2 separate regions of the Homo sapiens genome follow, and region 2 is linked to region 1. A link is a contact called in ENCODE Hi-C or POLR2A ChIA-PET data. All regions are on one chromosome and are shown on one strand. The core of a region is the stretch at or near the end of the contact, and the rest is flanking DNA. Distances in the headings are between cores, read along the strand shown.

Region 1 (3,196 bases), core at 292-2,791:
GATGGGGTGAGGGTGGAGAAACAGGAAGGCAACAAGCAAGAAAGAAAATACTCTAAGTGCCAGGCACGGGAGTGAAGACACAGAAAGTCATCATGGTTTGTGTTCCAGCGTACGAAGACAGAAAGGCAAAAACTGTGATGCAGCGAGGTCTGGGAAAGGACTGAGCAACAGGTTGTGTTAATACGGTGGGGCCAAGTGTCTTTGGGTTGGGAGAAAGAGCCCAGTAGAAGGCTGGTAGAACACTCACAGAGAGAAACAAGAGGCCCAGGGACCTAAAAGCCAAACCCGAGGGGAAGAGAACAAGAGGGATCCAAAGACTCTGAAGGGAGTGATGATTGGAACCCCAAACGCAACCTGTGGGAAAACTATGCGCATGACAGCTGTGGGGAAACACGGAAGCGACAAATGCCAGCGCCAGGATCCAGGGAGCTCCTGGAGCAAAGAAGGGAAAGTGATGAGCAAAGAGTAGGCGAAGGATTTGGAAAGGTGATGAGGGTGGAGCTGGTGGGTTGCAAGCAAGAGGGAGAGCACAATTTGGAAAACGAAGAAGCAGGGTAGAAAAAGCTGGGGGAACTGCAAGGGGCCAGGGATCGAGAGCGCAGTCCAGGGCAAGGACCCTGAGGGTGATAACCCAGAGACTGGCAGAACCGGTGCGGGCGGAGGGGAAGCGAGGCAGGAGAGACGAAGGGAGAGGTGGACAACGATCTGTGGCAAATCGCGGGGTGCTGCTATTCGAGGAGCGGGAGGGTGGCTGCTTTAAGCGTGGGTGGAGGAAGACCAGAAAGGCCCCTGAGAGAAAAAGGGAAGAGAAAGGGAAGCTGGGGAGGTGACACGGAAGAGCGCAGGAGGGCGGTGAGGGGAGACGGGGGTTGGCAGAAAGACAAGTGTGCAGCTTGGAGTCAGGACGAGGTGGGTCCCAGGTCAGGACTCGGAAGCGGGATGTGCGGAGCCGGAGCCAGGAGCCGGATGACAGGGCAGCCGAGGCTTGCAGGATGGCAGCAGGGGCACGAGGAGAGCAGAAGAGGGAGGAGGCTCCGCAAGGTGCAAAGGGCCCAGCCAGAGAATTCGGGGAGCCCTCGGGGCTCCTTACCTGCTCCGTGTCCCTCTCGTTCAGCGTGGGTAGGGGGGTCCGAGCGCTGGACATGGCGCCGGTATCTCGGGGGAGGGAACCGAGAAGCTTGGAGGAAGGGAGGGAAGGGAAGGCGCGGAGCCCGGCCGGGCGGGGCTTCTCACAGCAGGAGCACCCGCCGCATGGGCCCCGGCCGGGGGTGCGGGGAGGCCGGGCAGCCGCTCACGCCAGCCCGGGGATGCGCCGCTCGGGCTAGGCCGCGCCGGCTCCGAGCGGCTCCGGACCGCACCCCCCCGACCCCCGGCTGGGCTGTGCCGCCTTTCGGCCGGGCCGCGCCGCTCCGCCTACTCTCTGCCGCCGCAGCCGGCCGCCTGCCTCGCTCCTCCCCTGCCCTCAGCGGCACTGCTCCGCGCCCGGCACACAGGCAGCCGCCGCCGGACCTGCTGCTCCCAACATGGCCGCCACCACCGCCGGCCCTCGGCTCTTTTCGCCGGCAGCAGCCGGAAACATCCGAAGCGGCTAGAAACGGGAGGTGGGGCGCGCCTTCTCCTCCCGGCCACAGACTACGGGTGAATTCCGGAAACAGCCGAAGAAGGTAAACCCCGGGGACGCGCTCTCCTCCTCGATTCCGAAGACGAAGCTTCGGCTCTGTTTACGGAAATCCACGAAGCGACCCCGGGTGCCTACCCCCCGCCCCCGTCCACGGCCATCCAGCCACGCCCACCGGCCTTTCCCCGCCCACTTCAAGGGGGCTTTCGGCAGTTTCCGGAAATACCCGAAGCTGCTCCGCGTGCTGAGCCGGCCACGCCCCCTCCCACAGCCCTGCCGAGGGCGGTCGTCGGCCATTTCCGGCAACACCCGAGGCCCTCCGAGCACCCGGTCGTTTCCCCGGGTGGCTCTCGGAGTCTGATTCGCTTCGTGTCTTTCCGTCAGTTTTCGGGCATTTTCAAACCTTGAACAGGAAGCGTGGGTCACCTGTCTGTGCTTGTGATTTGACTAAATACAAAACAAGATTGTTAGCCGTCCCTGTGATTGGCATCCTCTGGTTCTATAGCAGCTTCCTGTCTGCATTTCTGTCCATCTGTCGGTCAGCTCATAAAATTCATCTTCTTTTTATCATCTAGCCTATCAATATACCTGTCAAATGCAGCATCAGTCTATTGCCTGTCTGCCACCGTCTATCTTGGCTTCTGTGGATTCATCCGTGCATTCCCGCATCTAGTCCGCAGGGCTCGGCAAGGCCCCAGGCAGGCCCAGGGCAGCGTCCTCTGCACCGGATGCGGGAGCGTCCAGGGCCCTGCATTTCAGCCCCAGCTCTGCCAAGTGCCAATGCTGCGTGATCTTGGAAAAATCACATAACATCACTGAGTTTAGGCTCCTCTTTCCTTTGCCTTTGCTCCTGCGTTGACATTCAAAATGACATTTCTGAATTCCAGTTACCTTTTAAAATGCCTCTGCAAGATAAGGCATTTAAAGTTTCTTTTCTTTCCTCCTCTGGGCCTCATTTTCCCCATCAGTAAAGTGAAGCCATTGGATTCATGAACTCGGAGGTCCTTCTCAGCTTTGGAGAGCCCTTGACTAACAGGAAGTCTGTATGGCAACTGCAGTCCATTCCTCACTTCCCCTTACACTGCGTTACCAAGGACAGGGAGTATCCTGGGCTGATTTCCCCAGCGCCAAGCTGTCCTCACCCATAGTACCTGGAACACGTTGGAACCACACCCTCCCATCAGTGGCTTAAGGTGGGCAGGAGGCAGAGGCCCCGCAGGAGTCAGAAACCAGACTCAGGCAACAGGTTCCCAAAGGTACAGGAGCAGAGAGGCTCCAGGAGTTATTGGGAAAACTGCTGATTGGACCCCTGCTACTTGACCTCCAACTCCCAGCTACAGCATCTTGAGCCAGCCTTCATCCCATCAATCAGAGAAATAGGCATCTGAGCAGATGTAATTACCAGGGTATGAAAGTACTTCCTAAGGCAACAGGTATCACTACACTCTTAGTAAATCCTGGGACTTCAGCACTGCTCCCCATGCCCCATACCAGCTCTATTCAGGCACCCAACCGTTGAGGAAGAAGGTGAAGGCACACCCATGAAGGTGAGGGAAAGAGAGAAGAGGAGGACAGAGA
Region 2 (3,196 bases), core at 560-3,059, 520 kb before region 1:
ATAAAACAAAGAAGGAGGGCCCCGTGGATCAGGCCCCAAGGTCCCAGAGAGAGGAAAGTCTGTGTGAAGAGCTCCATTTCAAGGAGGCCTTAGGAGCCAGGCCGTGAGGTTTCCATTTGAGGAAGTTCTGTGAACGCAGCCCCGAGTTCCCTGAAAGAGGAAAGCCCCTTCGAGGAGGTGCCAGGGGAGGGGACCCCACCAGGCAACGTTGAGGCTTCCTGCAAGGGGTCCAGGGGAAGCAGCTCCAATTCCCACCCAGCTCACCACTGGCCCCCCAGGAAGCCCAGGGGGAAGCCTGAGGCTGCCCTGCGTGCAGATTCCTTCCAAGGCACAGACCCAGTTTCCATAGCAACAGCCTGCGGCCAGGTCTTCACCCACCTTGTGCAGGTGTTCCAGGGCCAGCACGATCTCACCCCCATACACGCGCACCTCAGCCTCCTTGAAGTACTGGCGCTGGTAGAGGTGGGTGAACATCTCCCCGCCGCTCACATAGTCTGGGAGGTGCAGTGGAAGTCAGGAAGCAGCCCCGTCAGGTGGCCTCGCCTGCCCCCAGCCACCCCAACCCCGTTGGGATGTGGTGTGCGCTCACCCAGGATGAGGTGCAGCTTGGCATCCGTCTGGAAAGCGTAGTGCAGCGTGACCAGGAAGGGCGCCTGGCGCACCAGCTCCAGCACCGAGCGCTCGGTGCGCGTGTGCTCTTGCGTCTTGGCGCGCTGCACCAGCGCCGCCTTGCGCAGCACCTTCATGGCGTACAGCTTCCCCGCGTCGTGCCCGCCCGCCTTCCGCACCAGGAACACCTTGCCGTAGGCTGTGGGAGCAGCGAGTGGGTGGAGGGTGGGCTGTGAGCGGGAGATTGGTGCAGGCTTGGGGGGTGGGGGCGATGCCAACCCAGGAGGGTGTGCAAATGAGGCGAAGGAGCTGGGGCAACAGGCAGGTGTGCAAAAAGCTGGCAGAGCCTTCTAAGGAAAGGGTGTGCACACCCCGGGAGGGTGCCCAGCAAAACCAGGGAAAGGATGTGCAAACCAGGCTGGGGAGCATGCATCTCCAGGGGGCCTGCTGCGAGGCATGGGGGCGGGGCATATGCAAACCTGCGAGAGATCAGATGGATGTGAAAAGATGCCAGTGCAAGGAAGGGAGGCAGAGGTGTGCACCTGGCTGGGGAAGGGATGCGCAAACCAGCGCTGGGGCATTTGCAAAATGTGGGAGGGGGATCCCATATTGGAAGAAAGGGAGGAGCTATGCAAATCACTTGAGAGGGGCGCCAGTCCCCCTCCCCAGGGTGTTGGCAAATCCAGGGGGGTATGCACGCACAGGACCGTGGAGGGAGGAGTGATGTCAATGTGGAGTGCCCTGGAAGTGGGCATGCAAACTCTGGCGAGGCAGGGCGGGGCAGGCAAGGCAGGCTGTGCCGGGAAAGGGTGGGGGGCCTGCTCAGTGGCCTGGCCCAGGCCCAAGAGTGAGCAGGCAGGAGGTCAGGGGCACCGCGCCTGGGACGCCTGCCCGGTGGATGGGGGTCCTCACCTCCCGTGCCCAGCACCTTGAGCAGCTCGAAGTTCTCCACGCTCACCTTCTCCTCGTGCCCGGTCAGGTTGGCTGTGGGCACAGGGGGCGAATGAGCCCAGCCGGTCCATGACCCGTCCCGGCCTGCCCCGGGCAGCCGCAGTCAGGCCCCACACCCACCTTCTGTGATCCGCAGCTCCACGGCGCAGCTCTCATCGTCGTCCTCGTCCCCCATGGCGGGCGGGTCGCTGGGGCCCGCGCGGCTCGGGCTCCGGGCGGCGCCGGTTACATGGCGGCTCCGGCCGGGGCGGGCGCTTCCTGGTGCCGCCTCCGGGGCCGAGGCGGGCGCCGGCACCGCCTCCCGGCTCCCCGCCCTGCGCGGCCTGAGTCAGGCGGCTGGAACGTGACAGCGCCGGGCTGCCGGTGGGCGGCCGGCTGGGGCCGCCCTGTCTCCCGAGCCCCCAGGCCAGGCCTCAGGGCCGTGCGCTCCGGGACCTTACTCGACTCTCCCGGGAACTGGAAACACCCCGTGGGAGCCATCCCTGAGCCCGTGGGTAACCTGGAGCCTCTGGGGCATTAGTCCCCAAGCCAGGAATCTGCCCGGGAATGCCGGCTGCAGCCAGTGGCTGGAGGACATTAGGAGTCTGTGCCCCAAGGTGGGGGACGAGGTGCCTGGTGCTGGGCAGGCTGAGAGGGGGTCTGGATCCTGGAAGTCACCCAACTCTCAGGCAGTGGAGCCCACCCCACTCCATCGTCCTGGGGGTGGCCAGCAGGGCCCCTCTCCCCAGAGGACTGGCCTTTGCAAGGAGGAGCCTCATCACCAAGAGGGGGCTGGAGCCCGGCCTGGGACCCCATGGCAAGGAGAGGAGTGGCCAGTTTTCTGACCAGCTTTCTGTCGGGGGTGCCTGCAGAAGCACTTCAGCCCCCAGTCACCGTGCAGAGCCCACCAGGTGCCATGCGCACCTCACGTGTTCTGCTCCTGTTGTCTCCTAGCCTGGTGCAGTACCCAGCTTAGAGCCCTGAGCAGGCCTCAAGAAGAGATGTCAGTGCCACACGGGGCTGCCCCCTCTCCCCATGAGGCCCAGGGCCCCTGCTGACTGGTCCTCCTGAGCCCCTGCTCCGTCTTCTTCCTGCCTTTCCCTTCCTGACCACCAATGGGGCCACCTAGCAGAGTGGGACAGCCATGAGGCCCCACACCCTGAGGCCGGTGGGAGGGGCTCTCAGCTCCTCTGCCAGCTGGAGAGGCCAGGGTGTCCACCCCACGCCCCTGTCCTGTGAAGCCCTGGCTGAGAGGAGGAGGAACTCAAGCTGCTGCAGGTCACACCTGGGAGGCCGGACGGACCGTCCCTCCCAGCTCTGCACCCCCCAAGTTCAGGCTGCCTTATCTCAGCCCTGGGCAGCTCCACCCTCCCCTGGGTGGCCCCAGGTACCCTGACTCACATCCTGCACCCCAGCCGAATTGCCCCGCCTCTCAGGCATCAGGCTAGAGGCCCTGGTCAGAGAGCCAGCGTCCCTCCCACCTCTCCTGGCAACCCCTGGCATTAAGTGATGCCCCGCCAGGCTGAGAACTCCCTGGGGAGGGGGCTCAACCTCAAGGAGGGAGGGGAGATGAGTAGGAGGAGGATGTGAACAGAGAGAAGACAGTGCCCTGGGAGAGGGTGGGGGCGGGGCAACAGGGGCTTCACTGCCCCACACC

The links. Hi-C counts contacts between places; a loop is a spot of excess contacts on that map. ChIA-PET counts read pairs that join two places held with the same protein, here RNA polymerase II (POLR2A). Pooled maps may share reads with other maps.
Region 2: a map with no recorded cell type shows a loop between it and region 1 (10-fold over the local background). The contact joins the promoter of RPS6KA4 here to the promoter of MARK2 in region 1. A Hi-C loop is called at or near these places in 1 of 37 single-sample maps with no recorded cell type and 6 of 50 pooled maps. POLR2A ChIA-PET finds 5 or more read pairs at or near these places in 1 of 52 experiments (activated B cell).

Annotation. Positions count from the first base shown.
Region 1 is chr11:63,837,455-63,840,650 of GRCh38, reverse strand. It overlaps MARK2 (microtubule affinity regulating kinase 2), which reads right to left and starts at 1,541. Exons shown (of 19, transcript NM_001039469.3): 1 at 1,091-1,541. The coding sequence starts at 1,144. RefSeq lists a silencer at 1,207-1,446 and enhancers at 1,457-1,606, 1,867-2,855.
Region 2 is chr11:64,357,775-64,360,970 of GRCh38, reverse strand. It overlaps RPS6KA4 (ribosomal protein S6 kinase A4), which reads right to left and starts at 1,809. Exons shown (of 17, transcript NM_003942.3): 1 at 1,681-1,809; 2 at 1,522-1,593; 3 at 590-808; 4 at 379-494. The coding sequence starts at 1,735. RefSeq lists enhancers at 414-523, 1,257-1,784 and a silencer at 1,534-2,023.